Linked DNA regions of Homo sapiens: region 2 is linked to region 1. A link is an interaction called in ENCODE POLR2A ChIA-PET data of the cell type or tissue named here. Cell type or tissue: B cell. All regions are shown on one strand. Each heading gives the region's core, and the rest is flanking DNA. Links, peaks and the distances in the headings are about the cores only.

Region 1 (2,500 bases), core at 1-2,500:
AAAGATGCAAGATAACAATGAAAAATTGTCTCCCAACACTCAACAGCAACGGGACCTAAAGCACAGACTTTACACAATAGAAAGACTCACTCAAGTTCTGCCTCTGCCATTTATGAGCCATTTGCATGGGGAAATTAATTTAACCTCTTTAAGCTTACTTTTCTTCACCTGTAAAATGGTAATACTAACAGTACCTACCATAGGGTTGCTTTGAGGCTTGAAATAATGCACACACAATTGCCCAGCTTATAGTACATGTACTATAAAAGTTATCTATATTTATTATTTTTATTTTTTGAGATGGAGCCTTGCTCGTCACCCAGGCTGGAGTGCAGTGGCACTATCTGGAATGCAGTGGCACAATCTCAACTCACTGCAACCTCCGCCTCCTGGGTTCAAGCAATTCTCCTGCCTCAGCCTCCTGAGTAGCTGGGATTACAGGCATGCGCCACAATACCTGGCTAATTTTTTGTATTTTTAGTAGAGACGGGGTTTCACCATGTTAGCCAGGATGGTCTCCATCTCCTCACCTCGTGATCCGCCCACCTCGACCTCCCAAAGTGCTGGGATTACAGGTGTGAGCCACCACACCCTGCCAAAAGTTATCTTTATTATCTTCATCATTAGGAAACATGTGCTGAATGAATGATTAAATAACTAGAATTAATCTGCTAAAAATACAGAATGTAAACTATTCTTAGTGATAATATTGGCCAGGTCATTTACTCAGTATTTATAGGGCACTGGAGCTGGCACAGGAGGCATAAAAATAAATGTAAATGTGACCTCCACCCTCACACTTTTGCCTTTTCAAAAACAGTCAGTGTCTTAACCTCAAGGAATACCAGCTAATGAAGATGTCAAGGCCCATTAACAGCCTGCTGGGAAGAACTTTTAGGAAGGACAGCCACCAAATATTTGTACTTTCAAGCAAAATCTGACTGAGGGTGGATAGTGCTCACTTGTGATAGTTTACTCTATATGATTGAATCATTGTGGAATTACCACCATTCTCACAGAGATTGAAAACTCTTTCCTGTTTTCTATTCTTGCCATTCCCATCTGTTCCTCTTTTTCATCCACAAAGTTTCCTTTCACTCCATATACCTCCTGGGGATCAAAATCCTGTGACACATTTGTCTCTATGACTTGTATGAGGAAGAGAATGCATAAGCTTGCCAGAATATTAAAAGAACAGATACTTCCTCATTAGAAGAGAGCCAACCTACTTTAATGTTGAGATACAAATGACTAATGCAGTACAGACAGTTCCTACCTCATAAACACTCAACTTACAAATGACCCAGACACACACTACTGCTCCACCCCACCAGACTGCTGTTGCCATGGGAACCACTCAAGGTAGGGAGGGGAGGAAAACGGAAGGTTTTACAGGAGCTGGGCGTTCAGAATAAAAGAAAGGGAAGAAATCGAAACAAGTAAAATAGCTTGTCTTCCCCAGCTTATCTCGAGTTTGTTCACTGAGCTCTGTTCCATTGTCTGAAATTCTATAATCATAGAGGACACTGGTTAGCAAAACCCTCTTTTTTTTTTTTTTTTTTTTTTTTAAGACAACTACTTCTAGTGGGAGTTTTTACAATAATACACAATGACTTCTGGGCTAACTTTTCACTAAGGGGAGATTCTTAGTATCAGTATTTTTATCAGAGACAGAAAGATGGCTCTGATATTATTAACCACAACTGGCAGTCAGCATCCAAGGCACAGCATCCTTAGCAAGAAACATTCACTTGTAAATACAATTCACAGGCACCAGGTACACAAACTCCAGCTATCATTTGCATATGTGATATAACAGGTGAGGCACACCTGGTAGTTATACAACACAGTAGCCCTGAGTATCAACAGCCCCTTCAGTGCTGGCAGCATAAGGAGGTTTTGTAATGAAAACCTAGTGCAACAGAGAGGGGAAATAATGGATTTGGAATTTTATCAAATAGACAAAATAACCACTTTGGGGGCTACATCTAAACCAGTCATACAAAGCTACTTAGGGGAAACTATGAGAACTAAAAGCTTGAAAGAAAAATCTGCCCAAGCCAGTGGCTTTTTTTTTTTTTTTTTTTTTTTTTTTACCTCTGAGTGGGTATGAACTGTAAAAGAGGTATTTTTTTCTAATTTCAAGTCAGGCACTGTATCTATACATAAAATGATTTTTTTAAAGAATAAATCTTTCCGAAGAATGTTTAAGCAGTTATTATCACTTCTGAAATTTGACTGAACACAATTTTTAAAACCCTTTTATATTATTAAAATAATGCATGATCATTAAAAAATTAAAACAATACAGGAACATACTAGGAAAAAACACCTCTCATTCCCACCCCAGCCAAATATCACTCCCCTAAAGGCAGCTATGCATACTTTCAGGCATTATCCACAAAAGGCATATATACTCATACCCACAATCCTACACGCAAACACCTATAACTTTCACATACACACAAAGGATATACTATACCTAGTGCCCTGTTATTTT
Region 2 (6,449 bases), core at 2,408-4,907, 1.9 Mb before region 1:
TACAGGTGTGAGCCACCGCACCCAGCCGATCAGTGATCTTTAATATTACTATTGTAATTGTTTGGAGATGCCACAAACCATGCAGATATAAGGTGGCAAACTTCACTGACAACTGTTTTGTGTTCTGACTGCTCCACTGACCTGCCTTTTTCCCCAGTCTATCTCCCTCTCCTCCTGCCTACCTATTCCATAAGACTTAACAATAATGGGCTAATTAATAACCCTACAATGGCCTCTAAGTGTTCAAGTGAAAGTAGGAGTCCCATGCCTCTCCCTTTAAATCAAAAGCTAGAAATAATTAAGCTTAGTGAGGAAGGCATGTCAAAACCCAAGAGAGGCTGAAAGCTAGGCCTCTTGCGCCAGTTAACCATGTTGTGAATGCAAAGGAAAAGCTCTTAAAGGAAATTCAAAGCACTACTCCAGTGAGCATACAAATGATAAGAAGGCAAAACAGACTTACTGCTGATATGGAGAAAGTTTTAGTGGTCTGGGTAGAAAGATCAAACAGGCCACAATATTCCCTTAAACCAAAGCCTAATCCAGAGCAGGGCCCTAACTCTCTTCAATTCTACGAAAGCTAAAAGTGGTGAGGAAGCTGCAAAATAAAGGTTGGAAGCTAACAGAGGTTGATTCATGAGGTTTAAGGAAAGAAGCTGCCTCTGTAACTTTCAAGTACACGGTAAAGCAGGAAATGCTGATGTAGAAATTGCAGCAAGTTTACCAGAAGATCTAGCTAAGATAATTGAAGGTAGCTACACTAAACAACAGATTTTCAATAGAAGATGAAACAGCCTTATATTGGGCAAAAAAGACCATCTAGGACTTTCATAGATAGTGAGATGTCAATGCCAGCTTCAAAGCTTCAGAGGACAGGCTGATTCTTCTGTTAGGGGCTAATGCAGCTGGTGATTTTAAGTTGAAGCCAATGCTCATTTACCATTCTGAAAATCCTAGGGCCTTTCAGGATTATGCTAAATCTATGCTCTCTGTGCTCTATAAATGAAAAAATGAAGCTGGATTGAGAGCACATCTGTTTACAGCAGGGTTTACTGAAAATTTTAAGCCTGCTGTTGAGACCTATTGCTCAGAATAAGAGATTTCTTTACAAATATGACTGCTTATTGACATCCAAGGTTCTGATGGAGATGTACAAAGAGATGAATGTTGTTTTTATGCCTGCTAACACAACATCTATTCTGCAGTCCATGGATCAAGGAGTAACTTTGACTTACGAGTATCATTATATAAGAAATATACTTTATGAAGCTATAGCTGCCACAGTGATTCCTCTGATAGATCTAGGCAAAGTAAACGGAAAACCTTCTAGAAAGCATTCACTATTCTAGATGCCATTAAGTACATTCAGATTCATGAAAGTGGGTCAAAACATCAATATTAACAGAAGTTTGGAAGGCATTGATTCAACCCTCATAGGTGACGACTTTCAGGAATTTAAGACTTCAGTGGAAGAAGTAACTGCAGAGGTGGTGGAAACAATAAGATAACTAGAATTAGAAGTGGAGCCCAAAGATGTGAATGAATTGCTGCAATCTCATGACTAAACTTGAACAGATGAAGAGGAGCTACTTCTTATGAATGAGTAAAGAAAGGGGTTTCTTGACATAAAATCTACTGTTGGTGAAGATGCTGTCAACAATGTTTTTTTGTTTTGTTTTGTTTTTGTTCTTTTGAGTTGGGTCTGGCTCTGTTGGCCAGGTTGGAGTGCATTGGCACCATATGGCCTGAACTCCTGGCCTCAAGCTATCTTCTCACTTCAGCCTCCCGAATAGGTGGGACTACAGGCCTGGCTAAATTTTTAAATTTATTTTTAGAGAGGAGTTTCACTGTGTTGCTTAGGTTGCTCTCAAACTCCTAGCCTCAAGCAATCCTCTTTCCTCATCCTCCCGAAGTGCTGGGATTTGTGAACATTGCTGAAATGACCACAAAAAGTTCAGAATATTACGTCAAGTTAGTTGATAAAGGCAGTGGCAGGGTTTGAGAGGGTTGACTCCAATTTTGAAAGAAATTCTACCTGTGGGTAAAATCCAATCAAGCAGCACTGCATACTACAGAGTAATCTTTCGTGAAATGAAGTGTCAACCAATGCATGGCATTTTAAGAAATTGTGATTTTGAGACCAGCCTGGGCAACATGGCGAAACTGCATCTCAACAGCAACAAAAATTAGCCAGGTGTGGTGGCACACACCCATAGTTCCAGCTACTCAGGGGCTGAGGTGGAAGGATCACTTGAGCCTGGGAAGTCGAGGCTGCAGTGAACCATTAATGCACCACTGCACTCCAGCCTGGGTGACAGAGTGAGATTCTGTCTCAAAAAAAAAAAAAAAGAAAAAGAAAAAGAAAAAGAAAAAAGGAATTGCCACAGTCACCCTAACCTTCAGCAACCACGACCCTGATCAGTCAGCTGCCATCAACATCAAGCCCAGATCTTCCACAAGCAAAAAAAATTACAACTTGCGGAAGACTCAGATGATCTTCAGCATTTATTGGCAATAAGGTATTTTTAAATTATGGTATGTACTTTTTTTTTAGACATATTGCTAACGCACATTTAGCAGACTACAGTATGGTGTAAATGTAACTTTTATACGCGCTAGGAAACCAAAACAGTCATGTGACTAGCTTTATTGCGATATTCATTTTCTTGCAGTGGTCTGAAACCAAACCTGCATTATCTCTAAGGTATGCCCGCACAGGTTTTTGTGTGAACCCATATTTTCAATTCTCTAGAGTAAACACCTTGGAGACAGATTGCTGAGTCATATGGTAAGTATGGATGTAATTTTTCTACAGACTGCCCAACTGTTTTCCAGAGTGGCTGTACCATTTTACATTCCCAACAGCAATGCATGAGAGTTCCAGTTGCTCCCCATCCTTGCCAGTACTTGACACTATCACTGTTAATTAATTGATTATTAATAATTAATAATTATTATCCTAATATGTATGTGGTAGTTTCTCATTGTGTTTTAAATGGTCATCTCTCTAATGACTAATGATGTCAAACATCTTCTTCAGGTGCTAACTCACCAACTGCATGTCCTTTTTGGTGAAATGTGTGTTTAAGTCTTCTGCCCATTTGGTTATTTGTTTTCTTACACTTGAGTTTTGAGAGTTCTTTTAACTTTTTGTCAGATATGTGGTTTGAAACCACTTTCTCCTATTTTGTAGCTTGTTTTAAAATTCTCGTAATAGTGTCTTTCACAAAGCAAAGGTTTTATATTTTGATTAAGTCCAGTTAGATTTTTTTTCTTTTATGGATTGTGGCTTGCCATTATATCTATGAACTCTTTGCCTATCCCAGGTCATAATGAGTTTCTCCTATGTTCTGTTCTAAAAGTTTTATAGGTTTACATTTTACTTTTAGAAATATGATCTGTTTTCACTTAATTGTGTATAAGTTATGAGGTTCAGCTTGATGTATTTTTGTGCATGTGGATGTCATAATTTTTAAATGAATTAATAGATATTTTAAAATTATTTCTCAGTTTTAATTCCTACTGTAGTAAATATCAGTAGGTATAACCTACATAAACAAAAGCTCCTTGGGGCCCTCAATAAGTTGAGTGTAAAGGGTCCTGAGTCCGAAACTTTGAGAGCCATGGTATTATGTCACTAACCCAAGGCGTTTTCTTATTCTTCAATTTCTTTAACTTCTTTGTAGCATTTGGTAATGAACAACCCTAATTTTGACTTGAAACTCTCCTTCCTGTTAAGAACTGTGAAGGGTCTGAGATTTTTACCCTTTTTTCAGACTTCCAAGTTCACCTGCCAGTTTCATGGATGTTGGCAGAAGCCATGAGACTCCTGGCCAGAGACAAAAAATGGTTTATTACTCACAGTAATAGCAATAGTCAATGTACCAGCGTTTGTGGTGGTTCTTTAATACTCAGTTCCCAAAAGGAGATGTGAAGAGGGATAGATGATACCTTTTCACACAATGGGGTGCACTACTGGAGAAGAGTCCTGAGCATAGAGAACCTGTATCTTATTTATTTATTTATTTATTTATTTATTTTTTGAGGCGGAGTCTCGCTCTGTCGCCCAGGCTGGAGTGCAGTGGTGCCATCTCGGTTCACTGCAAGCTCTGCCTCCCGGGTTCACGCCATTCTCCTGCCTCAGCCTCCCGAGTAGCTGGGACTACAGGTGCCCGCCATCACACCCGGCTAATTTTTTGTATTTTTAGTAGAGACGGAGTTTCACCGTGTTAGCCAGGATGGTCTCGATCTCCTGACCTCATGATCCGCCCGCCTCGCCCTCCCAAAGTGCTAGGATTACAGGTGTGAGCCACCGCACCTGGCCGAGAACCTGTATCTTTAATACTGGACAGTAAGCATGCCTGCTCTTGTTCTAAGGAAAAACACTACCTTTGTCTTCCAATGCTATTCACTATATAAAGATCTTTGAAAAGACAGTCCAGAACACAGACAGTCAGTGGCTTTGCTCACAAGATGTGTACATATGCAAGAGACCCTTGGAGAACACCTACCCAACATCTATCACCTCTACATTTCTTTGCTTTATTCAATTTCTCTTCTTCCTCATTCCATCTCCCAACTGGGAAAATGTATGAAACATATACTTAGATGCAATCTGGGATGTGGTCTTCTTTCTCTGCATATCACTCCTTAAAGAAATCATTCTCTATGGGGATTCCAGTGCTCACCCCTAAAGCCCATGACTACATTGTACTGTTTGGTCCCAAAAATTCATCCACACTCTAGTCCCTTGTTATCAATTTGGATGCCTCAGAGTCAACTCAAGCTCAGCGGAACTGCACAGCCTTCCCTTTGACTTACTTGTAAGAAAATATCTTGCCTGGTACAAGGAGACTTTAACACTTCCCAACTGTGGCTAACCTCTCCATAATATCTATTCTTCCTTTCTAATAATAAACTGCTAAATTGCTGGGTGGAGAATAAAGGCGTCCTTTTTCTGCTTCCTTTTACAGCCAGGTGCAGTCACGTGACCAAATTATGACTACAGGATATGAGTATTAGTGATGTCCTTCCCGGATGTAATTCCCTCAAAGGGAATAAGTGTAGCTTTGGACCATAAGAATGAGGGCAAATTGCTCAGGAGAAAAAGGAGCCCAGTCCCTAGACAACCTCACAGAGCAAAGCCACCACACTAGCCCTGTGAGCCATCTACGTCTGTACCATGATAAGAGATTTTGAACTCCCAATGTATCTAAGCAACTATAATATACGAGTCTCTGTTACACACAGCTGAACCTATATCCTTACTAATATGGCATCCCTCCAGAGAAAGAACATGAACTTTTCTTATCATACTGTGTTGTACCCAGTAACAGATCATTGGTAAGGAGAGCTATAATCACCTAGCATCCCAAGGACAATAAATGCACAAGTGTAATATCAGACGGGTTGGCAGGGAGGGGATGGAACAAGAACAGGAAAGCATGGCATACTCACCTCAGTCTTCCCTGAACATCCCAGGCTTTCAAAATGTACTTTGTAGCATTTGAAACATGATAAATGTTGGGAACACAAAAACAACAATATGAGGTATTAGCTAAATAAATTGTGACACCGAAATACTAGTCCAACTAGTTGCATGAGGGTGGCAAACTTTAATTAAGATAGAAATTAAAAATGAAGGAACTCTGTTAAGAGTCAACTTTTAGACAGACTAACTACAACCACTTCAGCTTGTGTCCTGACGGAACCATTCCTGGCAGGTGCATGTGCCTCTGGTGTGCACCAATGGAGACGGGTAGGGGGAAGAATGTACCACCTCGAAGCCTGGGTGGTTTGGCCACTCCCTTGCTTTCAAGCCTCCCTCAGACACACTGCAATTTGAGGTACCTACCAGTTTGCCCAACTGTTCTCCCCATTACACATTAGTGTATTCTGCTAATGGGATATCTACAGAGGGAGTAAAAAGGTTTCACACTACAGATAAGTAGTTGCCACTCGGAATCCAAGAAAGTCAGAAAAGACAGGATGGTAATATGGATCAAACAAGATGAAGCTTTCACTGGTCAGCGGTGAAATGAGAAAAATGGGGACAATGCAGTCAAGCTTCATTAAGCTAAACTTGCTAGATTTCAAGGACTCTCCTTGTATCAGTCAGAATCCCAACAGGAAACCAATGGAATACTTGAGTAATAATAATTCAAGTTGGGGGGCAGGTACGGTGGCTCATGCCTGTAATCCCAGCACTTTGGGAGGCCAAGGTGGGTGGATTGCTTGAGCCCAGGAGTTCAAGATCAGCCTGTACAAAACCCAATCTCTACAAAAAATACAAAAATGAGCCAGGCATGGTGGCAGGTGCCTGTAGTCTCAGCTACTCAGGAGGCTGAGATGGGAGGATCACCTGAGCCCAGGAAGTTGAGGCTGCGGTGAGCCATGATTGTGCTACTGCACTCCAGCCTAGGTGACAGAGTTGAGACCCTGTCTCAATAATA

The links. Peaks named below come from ENCODE experiments on the same cell type or tissue, not always from the same donor. Only the 100,000 strongest peaks of a DNase experiment are listed, where the experiment ranks them.
Region 2: POLR2A ChIA-PET joins it to region 1 with 7 read pairs; 1 of 35 experiments calls an interaction of 5 or more read pairs at or near these places.

Annotation. Positions count from the first base shown.
Region 1 is chr10:59,990,624-59,993,123 of GRCh38, reverse strand. No RefSeq gene overlaps it. Among named protein-coding and RNA genes, the nearest start is that of LINC01553, 31 kb to the right of the region's middle. In B cell, for the core only: no CTCF peak of the experiment used is centred there; a DNase peak (open chromatin) is centred at 1,323; H3K4me3 peaks cover 385 bases; H3K27ac peaks cover 720 bases.
Region 2 is chr10:61,928,311-61,934,759 of GRCh38, reverse strand. The region is part of intron 2 of ARID5B (AT-rich interaction domain 5B); the gene reads right to left. Among named protein-coding and RNA genes, the nearest start is that of ARID5B, 30 kb to the right of the region's middle. In B cell, for the core only: no CTCF peak of the experiment used is centred there; no DNase peak of the experiment used is centred there; H3K27ac peaks cover 1,537 bases.